2 separate regions of the Mus musculus genome follow, and region 2 is linked to region 1. The links are chromatin loops, found by intact Hi-C in ENCODE. Cell type or tissue: left cerebral cortex. All regions are shown on one strand. Links, peaks and the distances in the headings refer to the core of each region. The heading gives the core; the rest is flanking DNA.

What was found. Hi-C counts contacts between places; a loop is a spot of excess contacts. Peaks named below come from ENCODE experiments on the same cell type or tissue, not always from the same donor. Only the 100,000 strongest peaks of a DNase experiment are listed, where the experiment ranks them.
Region 2: a loop joins it to region 1, with 2.4 times the contacts of the local background. A loop is called at or near these places in 4 of 42 quality-filtered maps.

What each region holds. Positions count from the first base shown.
Region 1 is chr14:69,843,959-69,859,605 of GRCm38, reverse strand. It overlaps Pebp4 (phosphatidylethanolamine binding protein 4), which reads right to left. Exons shown (of 7, transcript NM_028560.4): 2 at 11,915-12,123; 3 at 7,852-7,978. The coding sequence starts at 12,111. Among named protein-coding and RNA genes, the nearest start is that of Pebp4, 11 kb to the right of the region's middle. In left cerebral cortex, for the core only: a CTCF peak has its summit at 6,534 (motif pointing left); a DNase peak (open chromatin) is centred at 6,531.
Region 2 is chr14:70,314,617-70,330,263 of GRCm38, reverse strand. Slc39a14 (solute carrier family 39 (zinc transporter), member 14) reads left to right here. Exons shown (of 10, transcript NM_144808.4): 3 at 11,324-11,602; 4 at 13,640-13,826. The coding sequence starts at 11,339. Among named protein-coding and RNA genes, the nearest start is that of Slc39a14, 29 kb to the left of the region's middle. In left cerebral cortex, for the core only: no CTCF peak of the experiment used is centred there; DNase peaks (open chromatin) are centred at 5,298 and 6,297.

The DNA.
Region 1 (15,647 bases), core at 3,105-11,104:
GGGGGAGGGGGACAGGGGGACATGGGGCAAGGGGACAGGGAGACAGGGGGGTCCTTTTGATTTTCTACTTTGCAGTATTGCAAATCTAAGACTGCTCTAAAGTGTAAAGTCTATTAAGAAACCATCCCCCCAGAACTGTGTTGCCTGCCTCGTTTGCAAAACAGAGGCCCTGAGACCCGTCCGGATGCCCACGATGCCCACGAGGCTGTGATTAGTGTCATGTGGACTGCATGATGTTCAACGGGCTCACCAAAGTGACGGTGTACACTGGTCCCTGCAGAGTGAGAGGAATCTTTAAAGTCAGAGTAACAGACAGCCATTCACACTGCACTGCCTGCTGTTACTGTCCCACCTCCGGCCCCTCTCCTTCCTTCCCCACCACACTGTGCAGGTGTGGATGATAGATGACATACTGTAGCTCTTAAAACAATCTGCAAGACTCCTTCTCAAGACTCCTCTTTGGACCCACTGCCTTCTCTCTCTGGTGAGCACAGACAACTCTCGGTGGCGTTGAAAATGCATGTGCTCGACCCTCTGAACAACAAAAGCTAAGACGCTAAGAAGCCTTTGCTGGTGCTCAAAAGACCACTGTGACCAGATCCTGTCCAGTGACAGACAGGCGGGCAGGTGGGTGGGTGGGTGGGCGGGTGGATACACACACACACACACACACACACACACACACACACACTCCTGCCTTTTTTTCTCGACCAGATGCAAGCCCACTGAACTCTCCTTGCAAGGTCCCATGTGCCCGTCCATGCAGCAGCCCACACAGCTGCTCAAAGAGACACTATTTGATCTGAAAACATCTGCAAGCACTTCCTCAACCCTTGACTGCGAACCTCAGCTGAGACCAGACATCAGATGGCCGTGTTCCTTGAGCAAGCATCAGCCAGCACTTGCAGTGGAGTCCCCTGGGGTTAGATTCAGGTCTGGCCAGAAGTTCTTCAAGCCCTAAAACACTGAGTTCATCAACAAGGAAGATGATGAGGGGGTGGGGGACGGAATAAAGAGAACTATGCAAAAGGTCAACCAAGGAGCTTACCTAAGCTGCCACGCTGGAAGAACACCTAAGTCACTTAGCATGCAATTTGTTTTATTTTAGTTTTTGTGACATGTTTGTTTCTTGAGGCTGGCCTCAGACTCAGCGTGAAGCTGAGGATGTACCCTGAGTTTGGCCGGGATGACAGGAATGTGCCATTACATCTCGTTTATAGGGAGCTCCTCTGTGGTTGGTTGTTATGCCCCCCATTCCACTTTCAGGGTTTAAGGAGCACCCAATAGCAGTGGTGGACATCTTTGCTATTCTGAGACATCTGGGCAGGGCAGGGGTCTGCTGTCTGTATCCCTTGCTCCTGAAACAGGAGTTACAGAAAGCAAATCCCCCATCAAGATTAGCTCCAATGGATGGATGGTGGGATAAACAGAGATGGGGATGGATATGTGGGGTGGGATGGAGGAATGAATGGCGGGTGTACATGGACAGACACGTGGATCGGTGAGTGAATGGTACCCAAGTCTACATATAAGCACTGGGTGATGTTCTCAGGGTAGATTTCAGAGACAAGATTATATATGAAAGATGAATGGGCCTGTCTGCTGTCTGGGGTTTCTTATTTCACCTGTCAGAATTTCTTGCCCCCCCCCCTTATCACCACCTGGCTCTGCTGTGTCCCCCAGGCACATGTGGCCTAGGTTGAAATGAGACACAGACAGGCTGGACCACTCAAGCTAAGAAGCCAGTGACACCTGAGCAGAGTCTCCTGGATGCATCTCTCAGTCTATGGCTGATGCTCTCTGCCCACCGGAGTTCAACTCTGCCTATCAGCACCCCTGCAACTACAGCCTCATCCTCGTGGGCTCCCATGTTTGGCCTCCAACCACACAGGCACCCCGAAGTCTCTACGAGGAGCTGTGCTTTTCTCCTAAATGCTTTGCCTTTCAGAAGACAAACTGCAAAGCACCTTACCCCTTCTTATAGTGACATCCAGTACTAATTGGTACCATGTATGAAGCTCTGGTTGGCTGCTAGTTAGCAAGTTAACGGTCATAGCTTCTCAGGTCTTCCCTAAAACATTGTTAGGTTCGGTGGTGGCCTTCCTGCTGGTGGTCCCCTCACCCTGTCATACATTTTCTTCTGCTCACAGGTTCTAGGCTGCTGTGATTCCCTCTCTTCTCTGGGGATGGAAGGGGACACAGGCATCATGATCTCTCCCCATGGCTATTGCCTCTCCCCTTCTCCTTTTCCTTCCTTCCCTCTCTTGCCACACCCGACAGCATGAGGATCCCTCATGGTCTGTGACCAAAAGCTCTTCCACGCATTTCTAGGATACAATCCCACATCGTTTCTATACCCTGGAGTTGGGGGTCTGCTGGCTGGATTCCAGCACACAGGCCCCCGCCCCAGGCTGTCAGCTTCTCCTCTGCTCCATTTCCTGGCCCTTTGGGAGTTCCTGCTTCTGGTGGTCCAGTCAGTTCCAAGGTTGATGGCGCCAGTTGAAAGCCCTCCTTGCTGACTGCCCCTCGATGTCTGTCTCTATCCATGCAAACATTTCCAACAGGACTGCCTGTGCTTCCTCTTTCTCCTCCAGTTTGGCATTGCCCTACCTATTTGCTCTGTCCTGTGAGATTAAAACACTCCTGAGTGTCCTTTTCTTTTAGCTGACTGTTATGAGTAACTAGCCTACTCCACAATGTCCGCTTCTCATTCTCTCCCTAGTGCCCTCATGAGGGTCACCAACGACTCCCTTGTGGTTGGGTCCAATGCTCGTTTTTCACCACCTATCTACCCTGACACCTCTGGCCAGCGCCCTCTAATCTTGCCATATCCTTTACCGGAGAGAGAGGTGTCTTCTATAGATTTCCCTGGACTTGGGCACTGAAGACCCCTTTCCAGGTGTCCAGCCCACCCAGTCTTTCTGTGTGACATCAACCAGACAAGACAGACAAGTGTGTCTGTCTGCAGCTGTCCCTGTTCCACACCCAAGGTCCTGGGACACTGAACAATAGAACTTGCTGGTGCCAGACGCTGTCTCTGGAGATCTAAGGAAGGCTTCTTTGTGTCTCCTGCTTGGTGAAGGTTCTCAGGATCAGTGGGCACGGATGCCGGCTGGGACTGTGCCCCAGGAGACCACATGGAGGCATGAATATAATCAATGCTGCCTCCATTCTCAAAGGGAATGTCGGGTATTCAGTCTCACTCAAACCCACATGCTCATCTCTCCCAGAAACCCAGGATTCCACCCACTCTACCTTTCCCCTGATCTCCCCCCCAGACAGGGCACCCCATGGATCCCACCACCCTGACATCTCTTACTCCACTGGCCCTGCATTCCTTCAGGTTCCCCTCCCCCACCCCCATCTGCTGCCACAGTGACCTTGCCCTTCCGAAGTTGCTCCCAGCCCTCAGCCTAAACAAGAGATAGTAGTGGCTTCAAGATAAGCCTTAGGGCCTTGCGGCCTCTCACATGTCACTTTCTCACCTGGCCATTCCCGCCATTGTCTGTCCCTCACTAGTCGTGGCCCACACCCACGTCCTTCTGCTTTGGGGCTACCTGCCTGCTTCCTCCACTTGTCCTGGAAGCTCTATGATGGGTGGCATCTTCTAGAGCTTACATGGCCCTGGATGTACAGAATGAGAGTCACCTTAGGTGGCTGACAACGCGGCTGGCCTCTGAGGTCACAGACCCTTGTGCAAATGTCTACAGTCGGCAGCCCCCTTAGGCATGTACAGGCTGCCCCCACTCTGCTAGGAAGGCCTACTTCCGGGCCCCATAAATCTGCCTGCCCCTTCCAAAAGAGGCCACTCTGCCAGAGATTATCTAGAGTTTCTGAAGCCCTGTATGAACTCTTCTGTGCCTGTCGCAGGCTCCTTAGTTTCACTCAGCGTGTAAAGAGAAGGCTGGGGAAGGCCTGGGAGATCTGAGAGCCCTGAAGGCAGTCCGTGGCTGCCTGCAAAGGTGCCTGTCTCCAGATTGTTAGGCCCTAAGAAAGCTGTCTCCACAGTGTGGGCAAGGGGGTGGTCCCTAGGGCAATGGCAACACAGACGTGCTCCTACAGACAGGGGTGGCAGTGGTGCGCACGCGCGCGCGCGCGCGGGGTGGGGGGTGCCTGAGCAGCTCTGGAGAACTTTCAAGGTCCCTTGCTTTCAGGATCCTGATTGGCAACCTAAGGGACAGCGGGACAGAGCACTGTGGCTTTTGTTCCGTTCCTCAAGCGCAGTGCACAGTCCCCACTTAAGGGCAATTTGTTCCTTTCAAAAGGATTCCAGCTGGTTACATTTAAGGAGAAGAATAAGGCTTCAGTCAGGATGCTTCTCAGGGCTTTTCAGTTTTCCTTGGCTGGAGAACGGGATACATTTTCAAATGTCGAGTCACTTAATGTTTGTCGGAAAGAACCACCAGGGGAGGGGACCCAGGGGAAGAAAAGTTCCCCTCCCCAACCAGCCTGCTCTTGGCTCTCAGCTCTCCAGTCACAGATGGCATGGGACGCATCCTCTTTCCTAAATTCCTTTGCCTCTTTGAGGACCTCTGGCTTTCTCCCCATTCCTTCCTACTACCTCTCCCTCCCACTCCCAGCCACCTTCACCTGGTCAGAGAATAAGACCCTGGTCTCAGAAGTTTTTCTTCAGTGCCAAGGACACCAAACAGCTTAATGGGTGAGCAGCGGGGCTTACTGTTCGTAGCTTAGGCACCAGGAAACGTTTTTCTGCATGCCATTTGTTTTCATTCATCCATCCATCTATCCACCCACTCACTCGCCAATCCATTCTTCCACACACCCATCCATCCATCCATCCATCCATCCATCCATCCATCCTTCTACTTACTCAACTCTCTGTCCATCTATATATCTATCCATACACTTACATCTCCATCCATCCATTTATCCACCCACTTATCCATTTGGCTTCCCATCCATTTATCTACCCATTCATCTATCCATCTGTCCATTCACCTATTCACCATTCATTGATTGATCCGTCCATCTGCCCATCTGCGTCCATCCGCTCTCGTCAATCACTCCCTTCTTACCCAGCCAGCCAGCACAGGGGTCTGCCGTGCCAATGGGGGACCGCAAGCGATTCAGTGTTTACAAGGTGGTCGCTGTGCTACAAGATATGAATGAGCGACAGAAGGAGTGCAAATGCTCTGTTGATGACATCAGGGATACTTAGAGAGCTTGGAGCAAGACATCAGCAAGAATGGAAAGTAAAGTTCAGAGCCAGTAGTCAGGGAAGGCTTCCTGGAGGTGGAAGCAAAGCTCAAAGATGGGAGAAGCCTGTGCAGTGGTATGGAAAGGCAGGTACTCCCCACCCCCACCCCACCCCACCCCCGAGATGGGGCAACAGAGGCCTGCCCCATACTTCTGCCAAGGCTTCAGGGCTTGCTTGGCAGGGTGGGGGGTGGGCAAGTCCCCTGACAGTTGAGCAACGCTGGTCACTTAAATTTGGAAATGAGGTGGTATTTCCGCTAAGCCGTGTGCCAACTCTTACCATTTCCCATCAACCCTGGGGACTCTGAGGCAATAACTTCCTCCTCTAGCTGAAGAATCGAGCCCTTCTTACCCACGCCTGGCTTTCTAGGTACCTTGTTCCAATATGGCACCTCTTCCTCTCTGCCTCCACCTGTTCCGCTACAGCTGCCTCTTCCCTGAAACTCTTCAAGGGAGCTCCGGCAGACTGCCACCTTCTTTAAGGACAGTCCCTCTGTCCTCCCCACCCTCCTTTCCGTCTTCACCAGAGGAGCTTGCTTTCAGCATCCCCTCCCTCAAATCCCCCTCAGAGCCCTTGGGAGTGATTGGCCTCCAGAGCCCAGGGTTCTAGTGTTGAGCCTAGCACTGCCACCACCCAGCTCAGCACCGCTAGGTCTTTACACACATCAGAACAACCCTTGCTTCCCCCCCACCCCACCCCACCCCCGGACCGCAGCCCCTCTCCCTGCTTCTTCTCACAAGCAGCTCCTGACATTCCATTGGGGATCTAGCAGAGAGAATGGAAGCCATTGTTTGGTCTGGGCACTAGCAACACCATCCAGCAAGGATCCTGGTACTTACCACTAACCCCTTTACAAAAGCAAATGCTTTGTTCACAGGTCTGATGACAGAATTGAATGGACCCACAGCATAAATAGGGCCCAGCATCAAGTGCCACACAGTGCAAGCTTCTCAGTACCCCTGGCTTTACCTTCCCCTGAGTCTTACATTTTTCAGAAAGCATTAGATCTGTGCTAGCACAAAACTCCTATTTCTTTCTGCCCTCTGCTTCCACCAAACCTTCCTTGGTGAGTCTTGATTCTCCTTGGTAGCGTTAAGCCTCTTTTCTCTCACTTCTACCCTTCACCTGCAGGCTGAGACAATAGATTTCTGGACGAGGCAGACCCCTCCCCCCCCCCACACACACACACACACTTCTCTCTTCTGCATGCATGCTCCAGGACATCAGTGTAAACTCAGTGAAACCAGACTCAGAACTGGTCTCCAGTTCCTCCCTCCAGGGGAGGTCAGGAACTTGGCAGTCTACAGCTCCACCTAGTGGGCCCCTGCAGCAATAGCAACACAGAGCTGGCGACTCCCCAGGGATTGATGAACTAATAAATTTTGGTGAAGACAAAGGTCTCACCCTACAGGGCTATGCTGGGTTTCCATAGAATACGTTGGGCCGGGGTGGGAGTGGGGTGGGGCTGGAGTCTTGCCCAGTGTAGCAGCAGTAGCTGTCCTTTCTCTGTTCCTCTTGACTCTGTTCCTAGGCATGACATTGGCTGAGGTCTTCAGCGAGGAGGGAGAGTGGGGGAGGGGGTATTGCTGCTCAGTGTCCTGGAGGGAAGACTGCCCACTGGAAAGGTGTGTAGTGTCACAGTTGTACCCCAGGTAAGCCAGCACAGCTTTGTATATCAGCCGCATCAACTGGGAGGCGTCACATTTGATCTCCAGTAGTGAAAGCACTTGGAGGGAGACAGACAAGCCAGACCCACCCTCATGAGCAACCCTGGTGATGCTGCTTCCCTGGCTACCTGTTTTGCCAGGTCTGATCTGCCTGATCAGGGTGGGTGGCACGGGGCCTCTGGGGCCGCACTGGGGAGGAGAAAGAACCCTGTAGTCCCTTCCTGCCCTATTGCACAGAAGGGTCAGCACCTTCTGTCTACCCACACTTGTGACTTGCCATGTCATTTCTGGACACTGGTACCCCAGCCTCAGCCACTGATGCCTTGTGGGCTCTGTCTGGGCCAGGAGACAACAAGAGGAAAACAACAACCAGAAGGATGAAATCGGAAACTTCCCCTCTTTCCCGTTTGCATGGTCTGTCCCTAAGCTTTCTGAACCTTCGAGCCCAAGGAAGTTTCCAGAACAGGTATCAAAGTTATTTTCCAGGAAAAGAAGTAGTCACAGTTCCCAAAAGACTCTGGTGTCCTGTTTTAGATGATTTCAAACACCAGAAGGACACATTGCATACTTCAAGAATCCAGAGCTTTCAGCCATGAGTCCACCGTAGGAAAGACACAACCTCCAAGCCAGTGGTTCTCAACCTGTGGGTCACGTCCCCTTTGGGGGCTTGTCAAATGACCTTTTCACGGGGGTCACCTAAGACCATCTGCATATCCGATGTTTACATTATGATTCATAGCTATAGTAAAGATTACAGTTATGAAGTAGCAACAAAAAGTAATTTTATGGTTGGGAGTCACCACCACATGAGGAACTATATAAAGGATTAGGATTAGGGAGGTTGACCACCACTCCAGGCAATAGCTGCCTGACTCCTGCAAACCTGGCCCTCCAAGTTCCCAAGAAAAGTGAACTAAAGGCAAGTCAGGGCCCCACGTTCTCCTTCAGCCAACCCAGTTCACTCACATCCAAAGCCGTGTGGAACTTGACTATCGGCGCCTGCCAGGCCGTGATCTTCTGTCTGTATAGATTGCACTTAGGAACAATTTTACAGCTGATGTTCCCCATCTCCATGTAGAAAACTTCTAGGTTCCTACGGAGAGAGGGGCAGTCACGTCATGTCAGGGTTTCAGCGAATCCCGGGGTTCACAAGGCTACTGCAGTCCAGCACCACTGAGCATGCAGAGTTGAGAGGAGTTAAATTCTAAACCTGACAACCAACCAGCTGTGTGACCCCAGAGCTGTGGGACTGAGACCCGATGCTTTTGTCCCAGGGTCTACTTGCCTGAGACAGGGACAGTGTCTACCTCATGTGGTTGGTGTGAGGACACAGCACTGGTCAGTGGGTAGAGCAAAGCCTAGCATGCTATGAGTTGTCATCCTTAGTATGCCAAAGATCGACTCACTCTCAGATGTGTGAATCCCTCAAGAAAGTGGTATGATGTCTGCATTCACACACACACACACACACACACACACACACACACACACACACACACACACATGTCTTTCTGTGTAGTCAGCTCATTTCTGTAGTGTTTATGATGCATACAGCAAAATTGCTGTGTGGTAGTACCCTTTAGGAAGTGTAAACAAAGAGCTGTACTTGCCCAATACTGAAGCAATGTGTGTGTGCAAGTGTATGCATATATATAGTGTGTGTGTATATGTGCAATTGTATGCACATACATAAATATATACACATATACAAGTACACATATACTATGTGTGTACTTGGGTGTATATCTACATATGTGTCTATACATGTGTATATGTGTTTATGTGTATGCATGTGTATGTGCATACATATCCCTATGTATGCATGTGTATATGCATATACACATGTGTGGTACCCAGAGTCTTGTACATACTGGGAAAGCACTCTATCACTGAGCTACACTCCCATATTCTCTGCCATTTTTTTTTTCCTTTTTTCTTTTTGAGACAGGGACTTCCTATACAGCCCAGGCTGCTCTTGGTCTCTTGTGTTCATATACCTGCTGATATAGGAAGCTGTGTGGGTTGAGCTGTGCAATTGTGACAGTGTACCTTCTAAGTGTTTGGCTTACGAAACGTGTGAGTGGGCCTGATTCAGAGGTGGTCCCTTGGCCCAAACATTTCCAACTCAGGACTGGCTGAACCCACAGATGTGGAACCTGCCAATGGAGTAGAAAATTGACTGAATTGGGCCTATGAGGACACCGTGCCTGAGCTTGTCAGAATATTCTTATTACACAGAGACCAGGGCTTGTGTTTCCCAGCCTTTCCCGGTACCCCAACACAGCTGAGCTAGCCCCTAAATAGACAATGGCTATTTACACCACCATGCCCTGCTGGCGTTATACCTGAAGGACACCCAGGGAGAATGTAATTTGAGGATCATATCTTCAGGAGTGTTCCTGTAGGAGTTGAGAGGAGGCCAAGGGTAGCCTCCTAGCGAGACCCACATGGCCTTTTTCCAGCCCCTGCTCCTCAGTGCTTTCAGTAGCTCCAGGATCAAATTTGGAGAGAGGCAGTTGGGTCCAGAGCAGCTGGTAAACCACACATGGTGTGCTTTGGTGGGTGGGCACCCCCACCACCTAGACTTGGTCTCTGTCCTTCCAGAGAGTGGAAGGAGCAGTATGAATTGTCCAAATCAACACTGCAGGAGTATTAGTTGTTTCTCTTAACTTTTTGCACGTGTGCAACACTCTTTTGGGGTGACAAAGTTTGGGCAGTTTCGAAGACATCTTTGGGAATAGATTTTTCTTTCTTTTTTTATTTTGTTTGTTTGTTTTGTTTTGGGGGTTTTTTGTTTGTTTGTTTGTTTTGTTTTGTTTGGGTTTTTTTGGTTTTGAAACCGGGTTTCTCTGTGTAGTCCTGGCTGTCTTGGAATTCACTCTGTAGACCAGGCTAGCCTCAAACTCACAGAGATAAGCTTGCCTCTGCCCACTGAGTTCTGGGATTAAAGGCATGCGCCACCACCACCAGGCAGGGATGGGTTTTCTTTTTCATTTCTATGCACAGCAGCACTCTAAAGACTATTCGGCTTACTTCTGCCTCTACAACTGTTCATTGCAGCTAGCAAGATAGAGGGGGATCTCTCAGACAAAAGAGAGACAGTCTGCATGTGGCAGGCACTCGGGGAAACTGAGGGTCAGAAGGAGGTCAACTGAAGACAGAGGGGCCTCCCCACCCCATAGTAGGTCTCCCCCTGCTCATCCTGGTGGAGCTAAAAGGGTTAAACAATTGATGTCAGCGACCTTGTTTGGTGAATGGGCTGGGCTGGGGCGGGGGGGGGGGGGGCGCAGAGAAACTGCTTGACAGGGCCTGACAGGGCTCTGGGGAGTTAGTTCTATGCTCTTGTTGCCTTCCATGACAAGGCGTATGGGTGGGTAGCAAGGTATTTATAAACTTACACACCCGTAAAAATGTTGTCCTTTAATAAGAGAGAACTTGCCATTGTCTTGGGCAGTTCCTTAAGCAAAGTTGGGGGGGAGGGGATGGGCTGAGGTTAAGGAAGAGCCCTGAGCCTGGAGGTAAGGGGATGGGGTGCTCTGAAGGGCTGACATCCTTGCTGCGGCTTTGGGAGATGCTCCCATGGGGGGGGAGGTCCCCCTAGGACTTTCTGTGCACACTGGCTGCAGTCATGGAGGGCACCAAAGACAGTCAGATGGATAATCACAGCTCTACCACACTGCTGAGATTGAGCCTAGGTTCTGCCAAATGTAGGTAAGACCTTGCCCTCCCACCCCAAAAAATTTCCTTAGTGATATTTTATCTCCACACGAAGCAGAAGTAACATTTCTCCCTTATGGATTCCTGCCTCTGAGTACTAAGTCCAACATTCCAGAACCCCCTGCCAGACTCCACAAGAGGGACAGGCTCCCTGGTCGAGGCTAGAAGCTAAGTTAAGCAGGACTCCTCAGGAGAGAACCAGCACAGGGGTACTGCTCTGTCCTTGGGGTGGACACGTCCATGCTGTGTCTTCATTTCCAAGGCCACCTGTCACAAAGGCCTTGTGGCTTGAATGAGAAATGTCCCCAAGATATGGGATCTTGCGTTTGAGCACGTGGTCCCTAGCTGGCGTTACTGTCTAGAAAATGTCCTGGTTTCCTCTCGGTTACTGCGCTAAAGCACCGGCCAGACCAGCTTGGGAGAGAACAGGATTTATTTCATCCTAATACTTGGCGCTCCATCATGGAGGAATCCGAGGCAGGAACCTGGAGGCAGAGACTGGAGCAGAATCCAAGGAGGAATGCTGCGTACTGGCTTGTGTTTTCCAAGGTTTTCTCAGCTTGCCTTCTTATAAGACTCGCAGGACCATCTGCCTAGGGGTGGCGTTATCCACAGTAAGCATGCCTGGCTCTCCCACACCTATGGTTACTCAGATAAATGCCCACAGGCCGGTACGATGGAGGCAATTCCTCAACTGGCATTTCTTCCATGGTGATTCTATTTTGCCTCAAGTTTTCCTCAGTCACCAACTTGGCAGGGGGGAGTGGGGGTGGCAGAAAAGTGACAAGGAAAAGGGGAAGCTCAGGGTGGCCCACGAGACTGGCAAAGTGAAGACCCGGGTTTCTAACCTATATACAATGAGGCGAGTGCAGAATTCCAGGGCCTGCAGCTGGTGACCACCCTGCATGAGGGGAACTTGTGCCTCCCGAAGGAATGCAGGTAGTTCAGCTCCAGTTGGGACCATAATCCCTTGAGGGCTCCCTGGCAAAACACACACAGGCCTACTATTGACAAATAAACTCTGACTCTGAGTACTTCTTTCTTCTGCTTCCCCCACCCTGCCTCCCCCCCCCCCACCCCACCCCCGTTCACATGCAGCTTGGTCTCAGAAGTCCCAGGGAGGGGGATTTCTGGTGGGTTTGGATGACTAGGCTGTAAATCTATCCAGTCTTCCACTCAGCACTCGCTCCGTTGAGTCGGTCTCCAGACTTTATGCCCACTCTCACAAAAGCTGGCTAAGCCACGGGGACCACTGAATTCTAGATTCACACTCCAGGAGGCCACCCCGTCCCACCCTACCTGCTCTGCTCACCTGCATAGTGAAACATCTTCTTTTGGCAGTGGTGGGAGAAAACATCCTCGTCCGCTGCCTCCAGGTTTCCCTCCTCCAGGTTTCTCTCCTCCAGGTTTCCCTTCTTCAATGGACTCAGCTGTCAATGAGAGGCCCACCCACAGGCCGGCTGCAAGGAGGCTCAAGCAAAGTGCTGCTGCGACCAGCTTCATTGTCATAGTTCTTGGCAACTAAAAGGAATAACAGAGCAAAACAAACAAACAAACAAAAAAAAACCTGAAGTGATTCTGTGACCCTGGGCCGGGGACTCCAGGGATCCTCCTGGTAGCCAGAGCTCTGTCTGATAAGCACAGCAGAAGGGTGCCAGCAATCTGGGCTCCAGCCATTGGTCTGCTACCCCGCTGTCTGTACTTTGGGAGGACTTGGACCTGCTCCGAGCTGGACTCTGTTTACTGTTCTGGCCGAGGTCCCTCCCTAGCAGGACATAACTCCAGTTGTTACTCCTCAGGCTGCTAGGTCTGAAGAAAAGTGTGTGACAAAAAAAAATGCTTGACAAGTAAGTTGAGGGCCCAAACCTTGGGCTTCAGAGCTGACTCCAAGCTGGAGAGGGCTCTGGGTTTAACAGTTCTACATATCCTTCAACTGTTCTGTTTTGTCTCCAGCTTCTCTGCTACCTGTGTCCATAGCCTCTGAGCCACCAGAACGTCGAGATGGTTGGACGGAGCGACCCTACGACCCTATGTAATAGGGGCTGCTAAGCAGGATGGGGCCTTTACCAGAGAGCTGCTCTAAAATGCTACCTGGGGACACACCTGGCTGTACCTGGCAGTGTGCTGAGCTCAGCATCTCGAGAAATGGGCAGGATAAAGTGCAAAGGTGAGCAGGAAGAGTCTGTCCAAATTTGCGCAGGGAATAAAGGTCCCTGGGCTGAAACACTGCTCCTCCTCCTCAGAGCTCAAAGTAGCCCCACTGAGGTAGGGAACTCGGATGGATTGGAGTCTGAGACAGAGGCTGGATAGGTGTGATCCACTCTGTTGATATGGGGGTGGGGGGCGTTGTGCTCCCACCCTCTAGTAACTGACAGGCCGATAGGAGGGACTTTTCCTCACTGAGCTACATCGTGTCCCCCTCACTAGAGCAAGTCAAAAGCCCCCTGATACCCTCAACCCTCACTTGATGGCTGATTCTGAGAGGAACTCTTTTTTTCTGCTTCTGCTTCCAGGACCCTAAACTCTAGCAGGGAAGCTTCCCTTTTGGCCCCACAAACTTAGATGAATTTTTAAGTCTCACACTCAGAAGCATGACAGACACGTGTGACTCTCCACCCTGAGAACTTACTGTCAGGACCACTTGAACAAGGAAAGGAAGTGTCGGTCACTGAAAAGGGAGAGGGTCTTACAGTAAGTGTTCATTTGGGGTAAGCTCCCAAGCTCCACTCCCTAGATGCATCAATCCACCCACCCCTCAACTATCTATCTATCTATCTATCTATCTATCTATCTATCTATCATCCATCTACCCAACCACCCATTCAACTATCTATCACCCATTCATCCATCTATCCACTCATTCAACTGTCTATCTCTATCTATCCACTTACACATGCATTCATCCACCCATTTACCCACCCATCCATCCATCCATCCCTCTACCTAGTAGTTACGTGCCAGGTTAAGGCATGTGGGCCAATTGTTGTGCCTGTTTTCACAAAGCTTATTACAGGTCATCCAGAGCCAGAGGATGGCATTGCCTAGGGGAGATGGCAGCTGGATTCCTGGCACCCTTTCTCAAACTGGAGAGGACAGAATAAACTTTACTTTCTTTAACCAACTGGAGATAGACCCACAAGACTGTCATCTAACTCAAGTCTCAACTGAGGAAAAAGACACAACCGGGACTTTGGACCCGCGGATACCTGGGACAAAGATGACAGATTGAAATATAGCTCAGAAGGAGCATCTGGGGATGAGCTGCTTTGGAAATGAAGATATTCAAAAGCATCTGTGTATCGAAGAGTCGAGAAATCCACATTCGAGTCCATATGTGACACCTGCTTTCCTGTAGCCTTATCCCTAGGCTCAGATCAAGTCCCAAGGCCGGGCAGGAGTGACAGCCTGGAGACGGGAGAGAGCTCCCAATTTGGGTGAGCCAGGCACTTTGATCATTCAGTCTTCGTGTGTCAAGCTTTTGAAATAGAAACTGGGCATCATCACGCACTCCTAAGATAAACTGAGAGAGACCTAGCCTGGGACACGTATTTTAAACAACTGAAAAAAAACCAAAGACAAGAGAAACCCTTGAAAGAAGCAGGGAAAAAATATAACTCGTTCTGTACAGAATCCACAGTAATTGTTGCCAGCCAACTCCTCATGAGGAATCTGGTAGGCCAGTCAGAAATGGGGTAGTGTATTTCCAGTGTTAAAACAAGCAACGAATGAACAAACCAACAGGCAACTAAGAATTCTGTAATGCAGTAAGACTGTGCTCCAAGTGGGAGGGAGGAATGAGTCATGTAGCTAGGTAAACAGATTGGGGGGGGGGAGACGGAGGGGGGATTCTTTATCAGCGGAACTGTATTGCAAGAGATGTGAACCAAATGTTCAGGTAGAAATTAAAAAAGAAAAAGGTAAATTAGATGAAAAATAGATATGATGCTACCCATCAGAGGCAGAAATAAATAAAAAATAAAAGCCTGTTACTTCCATATTAGTGTGAAACTTCCCTTTTAAATACAAGCTTTAAAGACAGTAAATACGAGCGAGGCATCATGAATCTCTATCAGCAGGTAAGTCATCACATCAGCAACAGTAAGAAATGGAGGACCACACAGGGCTTCACAGAAACATGTTTGTATACGGAATAGAAGTTATACCGCACATATTCAAGTTGGATGGTGATGGCTTGTAAAAGTCTTATGTAATCCACATGATAACCATAAAGTCAATCTGTACAATACACACAAAAGGAGACTAGAAGTCAATCAAGTGCTTCGCCTCAAAAATGAAGCCAACTGGCCACATGGAAGAGCGGAAATGGGGTAGGGAAAGCTAAAAACAAATTTGTAACAATGGCCAAGCAAGTCATCGACTATCAGTAACTACTTTAAATCTAAATTGCCCAAGTTTCCCAGTCAAAACCCTCAGGGAAAAAAAAATTGTTACAGATGGGCAGGTTAAAGAGAACATGAGAACACGATTTTACTCTAGTGTGATGATACACTACCTTGAAAGAGGCAGACCGATCTTTGTGAGTTCAAAGCCATTCCGGTCTACATGGCCTGTCCAGGTCAGCCAGAGATACACAGTGAGACCATGTTTCCAAACAAATAACTGCCACAGCCCTCACATGGCAGCTAACAACTGACTGCGATTCCAGTTACAGATGATCCAGTGCCCTCTCTATTTCTGCACAAACCCTGCGTGCACGTGGTGTACAGACATACACTCAGATAAAATAGCCACACACATGAAGAGTCGATTCACCAAGAAGATTGCTATCATCAGGCTGCGTTTGGGTGTTAGAAGCTCGGTTTCTGTTGTGACTATGTGGGAAACTAAGAAATGCAGAACCTGGGCTGAAGAGATGGCTCAGTGGTTAAGGGCACTCGTTGTTTCCAAAGACCCAGTTTTGATCTCCAGCACCCACACAGAGACTTTCCACCTCCTCAGACACCAAGAATATATATATGGTGCACAGAGGCAGACAAGTGTAAAAACTGAAGAAAGAAAGAAAAAAAGAAAGAAAGAAAGAAAGA
Region 2 (15,647 bases), core at 3,283-11,282, 470 kb before region 1:
GCTCAGGCCACACGTGGGACACTGGTCTGGCAAACAGTAGTGAACTCAGAGGGACAACAGGCCACACTTTTGCAATCTGGGAAATGTTGAGGGATGAGAACCGGGGCAACTCTCACCAGGCTCTGGTGGGAAGAGCTGGCTTCCTGCCTTGGACCACTTCCTTGTCTTTCCCAGCCTGAGGACATTTTAGAAGTTCTGGCCCAGATTCCTGGTGGGCCCTGAGCCCTGAAGTCTGCTTTTCTCCCCTCTTGTCTGGTTCCAACCCTGGGCTTGGCTGTCATTAGACTCATTCCAGGCCCAGCTTGGGGCTAAGTAAGCCTTCCTGGTCAGTTTATGCTGGCTGCCCCAGGCCCTTCTCACCAGTCTCTGGCCTGATGACCCCCTCTCCACGGTGCTGACGCACAGTGAGGGAGATCAGCAGATATTTGTGTGGTGAGCTCAAGGCTGCTGGTTCTGATTCTGGTCCCTGCTCCTGGGTTACCATTGACCTTTTTTTCCTTTTTAATGGTCTTCCATTCTTCCTGTTTTAGCAGCCTGAGATTTCTTGGGGTGAATGAGTGGGCCCCTGTCACTCCTGTGCTGTCTGGATGTTGCCTACCCTGGGTAGCCTTTGGGATGCCATAGCTTGAGGCTCAGGTTCTGGAACAGGAAGTAGGAAAACTGTAAAGTGGTTTGATGGGGGGGGGGGGGAATGGAATAATACAATCCTTGAATGCCTGGAGCCGAGAATGAGAATGAGGCTGTATTCCATCTGTACTCAGTTCAACTCCAGTTGTTCATTGGCTCTTGCCTTGAGTGAAGAAAGGCCAAAGATAGCTTGCCTTGGGTGGGTAAGGCCTCTGGACCATGCTCATTCAATGAATGGGTAGGGACTGAGATGAGATAGTTATTCTCTTTTTGCTAGTTTCAAACAGGATCTTCCTTTGCTGCCTAGGCTGCCCTTGAACTTGAAGTAATCCTCCTGCTTCAGCTTTCTGAGGGCTGAGATTGTGGGTGTACAGCACCCCAGGAACCACCACCCCTATGTGATTCGGGTTCAGTCCTACAGCCTACATTCTTAGCCTTTTGTGGGGTGGGGTGGGGAGGCAGGGCCTGTTTGGGGGAAGTGGAGGTGAGACAGGATCTCTTGAGAGGCTAGCCTCTATATATGAAATGACTAAGGCTGGCCTAAACTCCTGACTACCTAAACTACCTCTGCCTCCCAGATGCTTGGAATTACAGGCATGTGCCACTTTACTTGTGTCCTACTATAGGGTCCTACTACAGTACCTAGGCTGTCTATGAACTTACTCTCTAGCCCAAGCAGGGCCTGAACTGAAGATCCTCTTGCCTCTGGCCACTTGAATAGCTGGGACCGATCACAGATCTGCACCACCATAGTTCTCCTTGAAGCTCTCTGGACTCTGGAGGCAGTCTTTACTTGAATAGTGTGCCTTCAGGGTGCTGCTCGGGCTGGGGTTGTAGCCTGTTGGTAGGTAGAACATTTGCTTAGCATATATGAGGCCCTCAGCTCCACAAAGGGAAATGGAGAAAAGAATAATTACTAGCTTTCTAATTTTGGATACAGAGACTTGCACAGGTGACCGTGTCATTGTTAGTTTGACCATAAACAAGGAAGATGTTATAGTGAAATGTTTGTAGAAGAACTCATGTGTTCAGATGTGTCAGCAGTTGTTTCTGTAGGGTTCTGGGTGTTTCATTTTGGTTTGGTTTGGTTTTTAGTTTTTTGAGACAAGGTTTCTTTTTATAGAGCTGACTGTCCTGGAACTCACTCTGTAGACTAGGTTGGCCTCAAAATGATAGACACCCACCCACCTCTGCCTCCTAAGTGTGCCACCACTGCCCAGTGGGTTTTAGGTTTTGTGCTATACTTAAGAAAGTTTGGGCTGAGATGTAGCTCAGTTGGCAGAGTGCTTGCCTCATATGCCCAAGGATCTATCTAGGTTTGGTCCCCAGCATTGCATAAACTGGTGTGGCTCTGAGAATCTCAGCACTCAGGAGGCAGAGGCAGGAACATCAGGAGTGCAAAGTCTGCCTCAGCTACATATAAAATGGAGGGCAGCTGAGGCTACGTGAGTCTGTGTTTCAAAGGAAGGGAGGAAGGGATGAAGTCAGTGATGCTGAGTGCCTGTCTTTTCTAACCTTGCTGCATTCCCACATCACACGCTGGGGTCGATCAATAGGCTGAAGCAGAACAAAGCAAAAACCACATCGACTCCAGGCCTCAGAATATCTAGCCTTTTGCTGGGCTGTGGTGGTGCATGCTTTTAGTCCCAGCACTTGGGAGGAAGAAGCCGCCATATCTCTGTGAGCTGAATCCCAGCCTGGTCTACAGAGTGAGTTCCAGGACAGCCAAGGGCTAAGTAGAGAGACCCTGATTCAAAAAACAAACCACAAACAAAATATACATCGACAGTATTCCAAAGATTCTTCCAAGCATAATCAGACAGAAATGGACATTGAAAAATAGGTATAAATACTCCTCTGGAGTAGCTTTGCAATTCCTTGACTGTAACAGAAGAGAAAGAAACTGCAATAAACTAAAGGGGATTGTTAAGCGTTGAAGAAATATGTTCTTTGCAAGAGATAATTTTCCACCCAGCAACGTTACGTGCTTGTGTTGTCTGTAATTACTCCTTTTAATTTTAGACAGTGCCTGTTGACTCTTACTCTATTTCAGAGAACTTTTGCCTTCTCGCACCATCCTGGTCTCCCCTCCCTAACACAATTATGCTAATTACATTATTGGAATGTCTCCATTTTTTTTAAAAAAGGATTTCTTCTAACCACGATTTCTGCCTTTGTAAGCGTTTGCAAAATTTAATTTTATTATTTCTGTGTGTAGGTGGATGTGTACCACAGATCACGTGCGGAAGTCAGAGGGCAGAGTTTTCCTTTTACCTTGTTTTGAGACAGGGTCCCTTAGCTCTGCGCATTGGGTGCTCTGGCCCCCGAGCTGCTAGATGCTCCATGCTAGCCTTCTCAGCCTCTGTCTTGTTGTGCAAAAGCTGGGATTGCAGATGGGTTCCCCTACAATCAGCTTCTTTCCAAAAAAAAAAATTTTTTTTAAGATTTATTTCTATTTTATGTTTCTGAGTGTGTTTTGCCTGTATGGATGTGTGCCGGATGAGTGCTAGGTGCCCGTGGAGGCCAGAGGAGACCCAAGGATGGCACAGATACCCAGGAACTGGAGTTACAGATAGTTGTGAGCCACTGTGTGGGTACTGGGAATGGAACCCCAGGTCCTCTGTAAGAGTAACAAGTGCTCTTAACTAAAGCGTGCTCTCTCTCTCCAGTCCCAGCAAACAACTTTTTCTATATGCCGTGGGGTCTCAGGTCAACACACCAGGTTTGTGGGGCCAGCACCTAGGCTGTCTTGCCTTACTTGCTCCTCAAACTCTTCATGTCCTTCTTTGCACCACTCTCAAACTCTCTTTATGAGAGAGAGAGAGAGAGAGAGAGAGAGAGAGAGAGAGAAAGAGAAAGGGCAGGGGCAGGGGCAGGGGCAGGGGAGGGAGAGAGGGAAAGAGGAAGAGCAAGCTACATTTCATTGTGAAGTCATTTTCTTCCCTGGCAAGGGAATTTCTTTTATGCTTGGGAATCTCTACTTGTTAACTTAATGAGATCTTGCCAAGGGATAAATCTCTTATTTGTTTGTTTGTTTGTTTTCTAGGAATTGAACCCAGGACCTTACACTTTTGCTAGGCAAGCACTTAACTGCCAACTTCTAGCCCCACTGGTTGGTTGGTTGGTTGGTTTGTTTGTTTGTTTGTTTGTTTTTTAAATTTTTTGAAATAGGTTCTCACTAAATTGACCAAACCAACCTTGAATGTACTTTGCTGGCCTGGACTCAACTTTGTGGCCCATTGGCTTTGCCTTGAATTCATAATCCTCCTGCCTCAGTCTCCTGAGTAGTTGGGATTACAAGCCTGGGCTTTAAGACTCAACAAGGAATAATGCTTTTGGGTTTTTTTCCTGATGCCCATACTGGCCTATATAACTAAGACTAGCCTTGAACTCCTAACCTTCTTGGTTGTATAAAGCTTCCTGAGTGCTGGGATTAAAGCACTACCAGGCCTTTCCATCGGAGTAGTGTGTGCATTCCTGCTTATTTCCTGATGCTGAATGTTACTATAAGGAGATGAGAGTAGTGTAATGAACTCCCATGTAAAAAGGGTTTTAGTCAGGCATGGTGGTGTGTGTATGTCTGTACACCACTCTTGGGAGGCTGAGGCAAGACAGGACCATGAATTTCAAGCCTGCCTGAGCCACCTCCCAAGGCTATGCCTTCCCCCACCTTAAAGATTTATTTATGTTTCTGTGTGTTTGCCTGTGTGAATTTATGTACATCCTATGTGTGTAAGAGCCTGTGGAGGTTGGAAGAGGGTGTTGGATTTTCTGGCATTGGAGTTGCAGATGATTGTGGGTACTGGAAACCCTGTTTTTCCTCCCTCTTACAATAGTTTTCTCAAGCTTCCTTTGTTGGTATGTCTGGTCTAAGTTCCTGGCAGAATTCGGTTCTCTGACAACTATAATCTATCTTCTAGTACCTCTGTGGTGCCGTTTGGTTCCTCTCTTCCTCTTTTCCTTTTGTTGTACGCTAGCTCCACTCTGCACGTGTGTGTCATGTATTTTTGTACACACGCCTGTGTGTGCACGTGAGTGAATCTGCATGTGTAGGAGTATGTATGGAACCCAGGGGCCAATGTTAGGCATCTTCCTTCAAGTTCCTTGCCTGACTGTTTGAGGCAGTGTTCCCCCTGTACCTGGACCTTACCTAGCTGGCCAGCAAGCCCCGGGAATGAATCCTCTTGGCTCTTCTTTCCAGTGCTGACATTACAAGCCCTGGCTCCCATAGCTGTCTCTCACATGGGCGCTGGGGACTGAGCTATCTCCCCTCAGCCCTCGTTTATGATTTGTGTCTTTTTGGTTTTGTTTGTTTTATACATAGAATTTAACTATTGAGACTAGGCCTGCCTAGAATTCCTGTCTCCCACCCTTATCTCAGCCTCCCAAGTGCTGTCGTCTGGTGGGCCCACTGTTCTGGCCATGGGCAGAACTATTTTCCTTGAATCTTGTGATGCTAGTATGCATGGCTTTGCCTGTGTTTGCCTAATGATCTATTGTTCCCCAAAATAGAAGAACCGCCCCCTTCCTTCCCACCAGGTGGGTTGACTTGTTCCCCACTTCCCACAGGCGTACAGAGGGTGTTCAGCGATGTTCTCTGGGTCTGGAGAATGGGGGTGTGGCAGGGATGTGACTCTGTCCTCTATTCTGGGATTCTTGTGAATGATTCCTGGAATACTGCCATGGTTCAGTCTACTGTTTTGGTAAAGTACCCCCCATTTCCATTGGAAGGAATACTGAGTCTCCTGGGACTGGCAAGTTATCCTTAGGTCAGTGAGTGAGTGTGTGTGTGTGTTGGAGTCCTTCTACTGGAGAGAGGCAGCTTTCCTTCCCATCTCCCACAAAGAGTTTTCCCCATAACCTTTCTATTGGAAAAGACCAAGAATTGGTGGCAGTTTATCTCTCACTGGGCTTGGGGCCTTTGTGAGAAATGGCCTAGTTTTGCTCAGCTCATCATTTGGGTTGTCTCAGTTGGGCCTGAGAGAGAGAGAGCATTTTCTTTTTAGTCATGGTCAAGGCAGTTGGGAAGTGTGTGTCATTTAGCCAACACACTTGGATTGTAGTGAGTCAGAGACTGTCAGGGAAGGTCAACTGGGGCAGCCATCTTAGAACCAGTTCTAGCTAGCCCTCCTGAAATGGAACTTCTGGCCCTTCAGGCATCCTGTCCTCAAAGATAAAGATTAGGTGAGGTTGAAATTCAGTTTGGTCACCTAGGAAGCATTCCATGTGACAAGGGAGGAGAAGGGTCTTAAGTACACATCTCAGTAGCCTCAGAAAAACTTGCCTTGGCCAAGTTTGTCTTGGATCCTGTTCGAGTATGTCTGTCTGTATGTCTGGTTTTTATTTGTTTTTATGGCAGTGCTCAAAGAAACCTGGGTAGAGAGTAGTAGCCTAGGCCAGTCCAAGTTCCTCCAAGTTCCTATTCTATTCTCCTTGGTGATCAACTTCTTGACTGAGCCTCAAGGCAAGCTACCACCTAGTTACCACCACCTCAAAGAAGTGCTTTGCTTCTTTCTCTCCATTAGGTCTGGAAGAAAAACAGAGCTCGATAAATACTGCAGAAAAGTGTGCCAACATAGCTGGCAAAATCACATTTGTGGGTGCTTCTGAACCCAATGAGGGGGTGACAGCCGGCAGGATTCAGCTTAGCTTCTCATGGGCAGGGGGCCAGTCACAGTGCTCCAGGATTCCGAGATGAACGTCATATTGTCCCCTGAGGCTTAGGTCTAGTGCTTAGAGATAGACCTGAGGCTGTGGAATACCTTACTTCTGACCCTGAGCCTAGTGGTCAGCGGGGGGCGGGACTCCAGCCGCTCTTTAATGGGCAGGGCCTGGATTGAGTAGCCACACACCGGAGCCTTGTCTCAGGCTCAGCTCTCTGGGAGGACGACAGTTGCCCCTGTACACCACTGAGGGAGGAACTCTGGTAAGACCTGCGTGTGTTCTCTCTGCCTTTCTTTATTTCCTCCAGGGAATCTGGGTTTTTATTTGCTTGCTTGCTTGCTTGTGGGTTGTGGGTTGTTTTCTGGGTAGTGTCTGCCTGCCCGTGTGCTCTCTTGAGTCTTCCTGTGTAGCCCTGGCTGACCTGGGACTCAGTTTATGTGGATCCATTAGCGATTATCCTGCCTCTGCCTCCCAAGTGCTCAGATTACAAATGTGAGCCACCATGCCTGGCTAACATCAAAGAGTCTTTTATAAACATTTCTCCCCCAAGACTAACTTACAGTTAAGGAAAAACAAAAAAATAAACAAACAAACAAAAAAAAAAAAAAAAAAAAAACCAAAAATCTCTGCTGGAGCAGAGCTCGCCCTGTACTGCTTACAAAAGGCCGGGGTCATTGAGTTTTTAGTGCCCTCAGCAGTTCCAAGACCTCCGGGCAAGGACTCCTAACTGCCCCAGCTTCCTTACTTTTGTGTGAGATAGGCCAGGTGACAGAGCTCTGCCCACTGGGTCTTCCTATCAGCAAGGACTGGCTGTCACTTCAGAGCCACCCCCACCCCCACCACTACCACACACACACACACACCCTATCTTTATAAAGTCCAAAAGCAGTGTTTTCTAGAGGAGGCTGGCAGCCATGTGGCAAGGTGAGAGGAAAGAGGTTTCCTGGAGAAGGCGTTAGCCCCGGGCTTGTGGTGTGGTGTGGTGGAGGGCAGTTCTCTAATGTTCCAGGCTGCCCTCTAAGCCATGCGAGGGATCTCAGGGCTACTAAGCCTCTGAAGAGCCAATCCATCATAAATGCCAACCTCTACCTGAATGCCTAACCAGGTTGAGCTGCCAAAGTCAAGTCAGCCACAGTGCCCACATGAATGGTTGTTGTTTCCTTTTCCATAGTATTTTGAAGTTGCTGAGGGGAAATTTGAGAAAGGTATATGAAGTAGGAACCGTGCTTTGTTCTAAGATTCTACAACAAGAGCCCTGTAAGATAGCTTGGCCTCCACAGTACCCCTAGCTGCCCCTCCTCCCAGATCTTCAGGGTATCCCTAGCCTGGATATAGTGTCCCCACTAGTGCTGACAGAAATCGGCAGATCTCTGTGCAGAGGCCTACAGAGTTAGTTCTGGGGTTCTCCACAGTATCCAGGGCACATGTTCTCTGTCTTCATGCTGAGCCCATGGCGGATGCCAGGACTTAGACGTCATTCAGACCTGACTTCAGTTCATAAAAAATTCAGTTTGCCTTGAGATCTTGTTTCTTGGCCTCCGGATCCCAGCTTCTGTATCTATTAAGTAGGTATCTTTCCCAGGTTCTTTGTAAGGGAATAATGAATGAATGCCAGGGCCATAGCAAGATCTGCCCTTGGAAAAGGCTGACACTTGGCATTTCTCCTTAACTAAATCTACTTAGACCTCTGCCCCTCGCACATACAGCCCTCTCATTGAGGAAAATGTAGACAGCTCGCAACCTGGCTGGCTGGATAGCCAACTTATCTCCCTCCCTCCCTCCCTCCCTCCCTCCCTCCCTCCCTCCCTCCCTCCCTCCCTCCCTCTTTCTCTCCTTCCCTCCCTCCATTCATTTTTCTTTTCCGTTCGTTCTCTTTCTACAGAGTCTCATGTAGCTCGGGCTGGCCTTGAACTCACTGTGTAGCCGAGGCTGACCCTAACTCCTCATCCTGCTTTCCTCTTCCAAGTTCTGGGAATATGAGCATGTGCTACATGCCTGGGAAACCACCTCCATTGAACAGTGGGTTTCAGTGTAATTTTTGCCCAAGATCCATTCCACAAAGCACCAATTAATCTGGGTCTTAGTGATGAATCCAGAGTGTTGCCCTGTCTGGTCCTTCCAGTTGTGTGGCTGAAAGTATATTCAACTGAAGAGCAACCCTAAAATTTATTTATTTATTTATTTATTTATTTATTTCCGAGGGTCTTACTATGTAGCCCCGGCTGGCCTTGCGAGAAGTCCATCTGCTTCTGCCTCCCGAGTGAAGAAAGACATTTTTTTGTCCCCAGCGTTTGTGACCCATATATGGAATCTAAAGCCAGCATACCCTCAGATGTGTTGTGGCGTATGTGACTGACAGAGTGCAGGAGTTGAATGCAGAGGCAGCTACAGGGTCTTATGACAGTCTGTTAACAGCTTTGTGCTTGGGCTGAAAGTCAGACTTTGGAAAGCCATCTTGTCTTGAATGATTATAGCCAGATGGTCAGCTTTTTGTTCTCTGGCTGGTTAGTTTTTGTTTTTCTCTTCTTTCATTCTCAGCCTCCTTTTCTTTTCCGTTTCCTTTTCCTTTTTCTTTTTCTTTTTCTCTGTTTTTCTTTCTTTGTTGTTATTGTTGTTGTCATCATCTGAGACAGGGTCTTACTATTTGCTATGGCTGTCCTGGAACTCACTATATAGATCAGGCTGGCCTCAAACTCACAGAGATCCATCTACCTCTGCCTCCCAAGGGATTAAATGCTTGTGCCCTGTGCCTAGGCCAGTGTTAGGGATCACATCTGGGGCTTCTGTACATGTGAGGCCCATAACCACTCTATGACTGAGCTGTATTCCCTAGCCTTCTTTCAAGGGAGTGTCATTTTTCTTCCTTCCTTCCTTCCTTCCTTCCTTCCTTCCTTCCTTCCTTCCTTCCTTCCTTCCTTCCTTCCTTCCTTCCTTCCCAACCCCCAACACGTCCTTTTTCCCCTTTCCTCACTGTGTAGCACAGAGCAGTCCCAACTGGTAGAAGTCAAATTTCAAGCACCTCAATTCAGGTAATCAGCAGCTAGGACCTTCCCATCACTTTGATTGCTCAATTCTGACAGCCATCCAGTGAGCTGGGTACCACCTTTACAGATGAGAAAGTGGTGATGGTTGAGGCTGTGCAACTTGCCCAGTGCCCTTCCTCTCGTAAGTAGTAGAGCAGGAAGTTAAAGCCATGTGTTTGATGCTAATAGCTATGCTATGGTAGGCTGCCCTGGATCATCCTGTGATGTTTCCCAATAAGTAGCTTACCCAAGATCACATTGTCTGTAAGCAGCAGAGGCAGGCAGTGGTCAGTAGGACCTGTTTCTTGGCCATGGGGATGCTGTGCTGTTCTGGACAGGAGGAGCACTATGCACTAAGGCCTCTGGTGCTGGAGCACCTCCTCATGCCTGCAGATGTCACTAATTAAATTATAACTGTACTAAGAGAAGTGAGTGATTACCAGGAAAATCAAGGACAGCTCTCATTCTTCTTTGTTCCTTCTCAGTCTTAGCTGTGTCATATTATCCTGTTTCCACATTGGACATTATAGCCACTCCTTTCTCTTACAGCCCCACGATGTTCCAGGAAATTGATAGGATTTCATTGACCACAACACATTTCTGTCTATGGCCTTTTTAAAAGTTTTATTTATTTTAATTTAATCTTCTGTGTATAAATGTTTCAGTTCTGAAATCCATGTGCCTAATGTAGGGTTTGTTTGTTTGTTTTTTGTTTTTTTGAGGCAGGGTTTCTCTGTATAGCCCTGGCTGTCCTGGAACTCACTTTGTAGACCAGGCTGGCCTTGAACTCAGAAATCCGCCTGCCTCTGCCTCCCGAGGGCTGTGATTAAAGGCATGCGCCACCACGCCCGGTGCCTAATGTAGTTTTATCTTATCTGGATGTTCTACCTGACTAACCTACCTTGACTAATTTGAGGTGAATCTGAGATATCATTAATCCATGGTTATTTCAGTATTTCTGTAAGGCCTTTCTGTTTAAAGCCATACCCTTAACGCAGGTATTAATTATGTCTCTCTGTCTGCTTTGGATGGGAATGGATTCTGGGCCTCTTAACTGTACAGCCAACCTAGATCAACCTCCTCCGCCCATGGTTTCTTTTGTTTTTCTTCTTTTTAAGACTTCGTATTAGGGGCTGGAGAGAGAGCTCAGTGGTTAAGAACATTGACTGCTTTTGCGGAGCACCTGGGTTTGATCCCCAGTACCCACATAGTGACTTACAAGTGTCCATAACTCCAGTTCCAGAGGATATGATGTCCTGCTCTGGTCTCTGGGAACGCCTGAATGCATGTGGTACATGGATACAGATGCAGCCAAAACAGCCATACACATAAAATGATAATAATACATTTTTATTAGCATAATATTTTTATTAGCACAATGAAACCCATTACGCACAGTGTTAGTTTCAATAAGACACACACACACACACACACACACACACACACACATATATATATTATATATATATTGCATTCTGATCTTATTCAATCTCCAGTACCCTCCTGTCTCATTCCCACTGATTCCCCTCTCTTCCCAGGGGTTGAGGGGGAGTGTGTGAGTGTATGTGTGTGTGTGTGTGTTGTGTGTATTAGAGTTAGCTTTGACTCAGTGAGTTTCTTTAGGGTTTCTTACAGGAACATGGTTACCTGACACAGAGCTTACCAACCCTACTTCTTTTAGGTGGAACAGGTTCCTACATAGCTCAAGCTCACTGTGTGTCTGAAACTGGCCTTGAATCCTCCTGCCTCTTCCTCCTAGGTGTTAGGAGGCATGTACCCCAGTGCCCAGCACGTCCTTTTTCTTGTTGTCTTACCCCTTCAGCAGAAGGATTCCTCCAAAGTCAAGTAGAGCGTGTAGAGACTGAGGCTAAGTCAGATCTTGATGCTTATCCTACTCAGAGTCCGAGGGGAGGAGAGCCCTTGCTCTTGGCTTGGGGCTGTGAGTTGACATTTACTTGAGTGTGGGGGCAGAGATAGAGACCTTGCCTTCACCTGGCTTTGTGTTCTAGGTATCCGTGGTCACCATGAAGCGGCTGCACCCAGCCCTTCCAAGCTGCCTCCTGTTGGTGCTGTTTGGTATATGGAGAACTGCCCCCCAGACTCATGCCTCGTCTGCTGGCCTGCCGCCCCTCAGTGCCACCTCCTTCCTGGAAGATCTCATGGACCGCTATGGAAAGAATGACAGCCTTACCCTGACACAGCTGAAGTCCCTGCTCGACCACCTGCATGTGGGAGTGGGCCGGGATAATGTTTCCCAGCCCAAGGAAGGACCCAGGAACCTCTCCACGGTAAGGCTCCTCTCTGTTGACACCGTTGGACACAGAGGGGCCCAGCAGCTTGGCCAGGGGAGGCAGGTAGACCCTGGTGGCAGTCAGCTCCCATCTTCACTGGGGTCAGCATATTCTTCATCCTCAGGGAGGCTTCCCCACTACCTGCATGGTGTTTTGTGCTCTCACAAAGGGTTAAGAAGAGGGTCGGCAGTCCCCAGACAGTTTTGCAGCTGCACCTGAGTGCGTGCTGGTGAACCATGGCTCTCAGGAGAGTTTCCTGTTCTCACACCATGCCAGACACGCCTCATAATCCCCTCAGATGCAGGAAGAATTGTTTTTCTGGGGAGTGGTTTCACAGGGGTTCCTGGGGTGGGGGCCAAGACTCTAGTCTCAGGGGTTTCACTAGTCCAGTCTCCAGTCTCATCTGAAATGTTCTCCCATCCCATCTTCCACTATTCAAGTCTGAGGCTGTTTGTGGCAGCCCAGTAGTGGTCAGCCTGCGGAGTCCTTCTGTTCTGTTTTGCCCCTCACACTGAGCATTATGGGAAGTGGAGAGGCAGGATTAGGGTCCTCAGTGGCTAAAGAGCATCGGCGGCTCCTGAGGAGGACCCATACACCATGTTGAGTTGAGGGGCTCAGCTAGCTGGGATGAAAATGAAGTACCACATTTTGTGGGGTGCACTGTAATTATGGGGTTCTCCTATGAGAGAGGGAAGTTGAGGGTCATGTGCATGAGGCATGCTGAAGCCACACCCTGAAGGATAAATAGGCTGGGGCTGAAAGGAGAAAAGTGGCCGGGGCACTGTGCATCGCACGCATGCAGAGCTGCTCAACTGTGACAAGTGTCAGCATCACTGGGGAGGCTGAGTGCCAACGTGGGCAGTGCCTGAGTGGCAGGCTGAGTTCAGAGGACTTACACGTGGGCCTTAGGGACTGCAGCAGTGTTCTGGGTCAGTAATCCCAGGGGGGGCCAACTCTCAGAGGTGGACCCTGGTAAAACCACCCTCAGAGAAGGGTTGTGGCTTATGTGACTAAAACACAATGAGAAGAATGTGGGCTGGGGAGATGTCTTAGCGATAAGAGCCCTTGCTTTGAAAGAGTGAGGACCCAAGTTTGAATCCACAGCACCCAGGTAAAGGTTGGGCAGCCATGCATACCTCTAGTCCCAGTGCTGTGTCTTATTGACTGCAGGCCTAGTTCCAGGCACAATGAGAGACACTGTCTCGAGGGAATGAGGCGGGGAGAGCAGTGGAACAGGACACCCTGTGTTCTCTCCTGGTCTCATGAATGTGTGCATACGTCATACACGCACACACGCTCTCAATTTGACTTCCCATAATATGCAAGACTTCCTAAGGTCACGGGTGCCTGTGTCTTTTAATCAGCACAGGTCCATCCATATTCCTGCACAGGTATCTATAATCTACATTTTTAGTAGAATAGCTCCCTGGGCTATTGTGAAGTGCAGCTAAATTTGCTGTCTGGTTTCCAGATAGAATCCTGTCTCTCTGAAATCACACCCTGGTCACGTGATCGGAATCCCGTCCTCCACTGCCACCCCACCCCCAGTAGCATTGGACCTAGGCCAGCCCAAGTCAGGTCCAGCACTCTGTTTACTGTATTCTTTTCTCACTTGGGGATGGGGTGCACGCTGGGGGGTGGAGGGGTTCCGCTGAGCTGTGCAGGCTAGGTTTGAATTTGCGTAGCAGCTCAGACATTCTTTGAGGCTGTGGTCTTCCTGCCTTGGCCACCCAAGTAGCCAAGATTAAGGTTCCCCTTGGAATCTGTTCCCCAAACATCTTTCTATAACCAGATTATAGTTGTGTGCCCTGAGCATTCACCATGGCTGATCTGAGATCCAAACCAGGCTTTCAAGTGTGGGGCTTTCCTGACGCTCATCCCTGGAGACAAGACTCCAGATTCTCTGCAGTGTGGCTGTGTCTGTTTTCTGTTTCTTTCTCAGGGGGTTGAGTTCCCTGCAGGGTCGAGTCGTGTAGGGCAGGGTAGGGCGGGAGTTTTGGATTCTAAGAACCCTTCTGCCCCTCCTGATTTCAGTGCTTTAGCTCTGGAGACCTCTTTGCGGCGCACAACTTGAGCGAGCGATCTCAGATCGGGGCGAGTGAGTTCCAGGAGTTCTGCCCCACCATTCTCCAGCAGCTGGATTCCCAGGCCTGCACCTCAGAAAACCAGAAGTCTGAGGAGAATGAACAGACAGAGGAGGGGAAGCCAAGCGCCATTGAAGGTAAGTACGGACTGGATTGGGGCAATGGTGGATATCGATGATGGATACGCGTACCCAGACTGTTACACACATCACCAGACCCTGGGTGGGCTGACTGGTGAGCACTGGGTGGACTGGACCCTGGCCAGCATGTGAATATGTTTTTCTTTTACTCACCCTTTGTTTTCATTAAACTGTAAGAGTGCCAATCTTTATGACCTCCTTTGGCTACTTCACTCCCGCTCCCATGCCCCCCACCCCCACTGCCTCTTAGTACCTCCCCTCTACCTAGAGGGGACTCACCCTGTCTGAGTAAGTCCTTGATTGCCTTTCTAAAGTCCTATAGCACTAGCAAGGGCTACCAGACCTAACCTGTTTTGCCATCATAAGTACACATACTGTCTAACTCATGGTACTCCACCATGTTGCGTCTCCAGTCTCTTCCTCTAAAGGGTAAGCTGCTCAGATAACAGCCTCAACCTTGTTTTCCCGAGGCTTCCCTAACAAGAGATGGAGTCAGCAGACATTTCCTGAGGGGCTGCTGGATCTCTGTATGCCTACATCACTGTCAGCAGCGTTACTCCCTCAGTAATGGAGGCCCTCGTCTGTTCTTGTTCCTCCACAGTGTGGGGCTTTGGGTTCCTCAGTGTCTCACTGATTAACCTGGCCTCTCTCCTGGGAGTCCTGGTCCTGCCGTGCACGGAGAAAGCGTTTTTCAGCCGTGTGCTCACTTACTTCATCGCCCTGTCCATTGGAACGCTGCTCTCTAACGCCCTTTTCCAGCTCATCCCAGAGGTGCAGTAGAACAGGCGCGCGTTCACTTTTCCTGGGCTGACGCAGCCCAGTCCCCCTCGGGCTGACATTCTCCCTCTGTGTTCTTAAGGCCCCCAACAATTGCCACCCGAAAAATGAATTGACTCTTCATATCAGGGGTCTAATAACTTCTCTCATGTCTCTGTTCACTCAAGTTGGCCTCTGGCCTCTTCGGATGATATCAGATGCAAGGTTCTAAAACATTTGTGCTCCCTTTTGGGGAATCTCTTTTGACTCCATTTCAGAGCCTTGATTTATAGGAGTCCAAAGCAAAGTTGCCGTTTGTGCATTCTATGTGCCAGGCAGGAGCTGACAATTAAGGGAAATCTTGGGGGTGCTCATGTGTGGACTCCAGTTGATCCTCAATGATGTGTGAGGCAGAGGGAGGGAGGTCACCAGGGGAACTGGCCTCAATGGTGTGATCCTGATTTTAATTAAGGCAGCTGTGGCAGCTCATGCCTGCAGTTGCAGCACTTGAAAATCTGAGGCAGGAGGATCACAGCTTGGTCAACCTAAAAAATAGGTTGTTCCCACCAAAAACAAAACAAAACAAAACAAAAAACCAAAAACAAAAAAAACCAATCACAGTATAAGAGAAGCTCATTCGTTTGTGCCTTGCATCCTGATCTTTCCCGGATAGGTCTGACTTCCTGGTCCACTCACCTAACTGTTTTTAAATGTTCAATAATTCTGTTTTTTAATCGCCATCACTGAGGAGCTGCAAAAATAAGATCCAAGTTGAGAGTCTTCCCAGCTGTTCAGCTCAGGCACATGTCACTGTTGGAGAAGTAACTTGTAGCTACCTAGTTGGCCACTTTGGTGCCGTGAGATCTTTTATAAAGGCTCACATCATTGGCTTTTTGGCCCTCCTCAACCAAGAGGTTAACTGAGGAAAGCTTCTCTCTGAGGTGTCACGCCTCACCCGCTCCCCCTTCATCATGAGGGAAGAACTGAATTAAGGCTACCTCCCTTGTTTTTCCTGAGAGGCCTCACCTTGGGCTATTTTTTCAGCTCCAGCCATTGAATTTA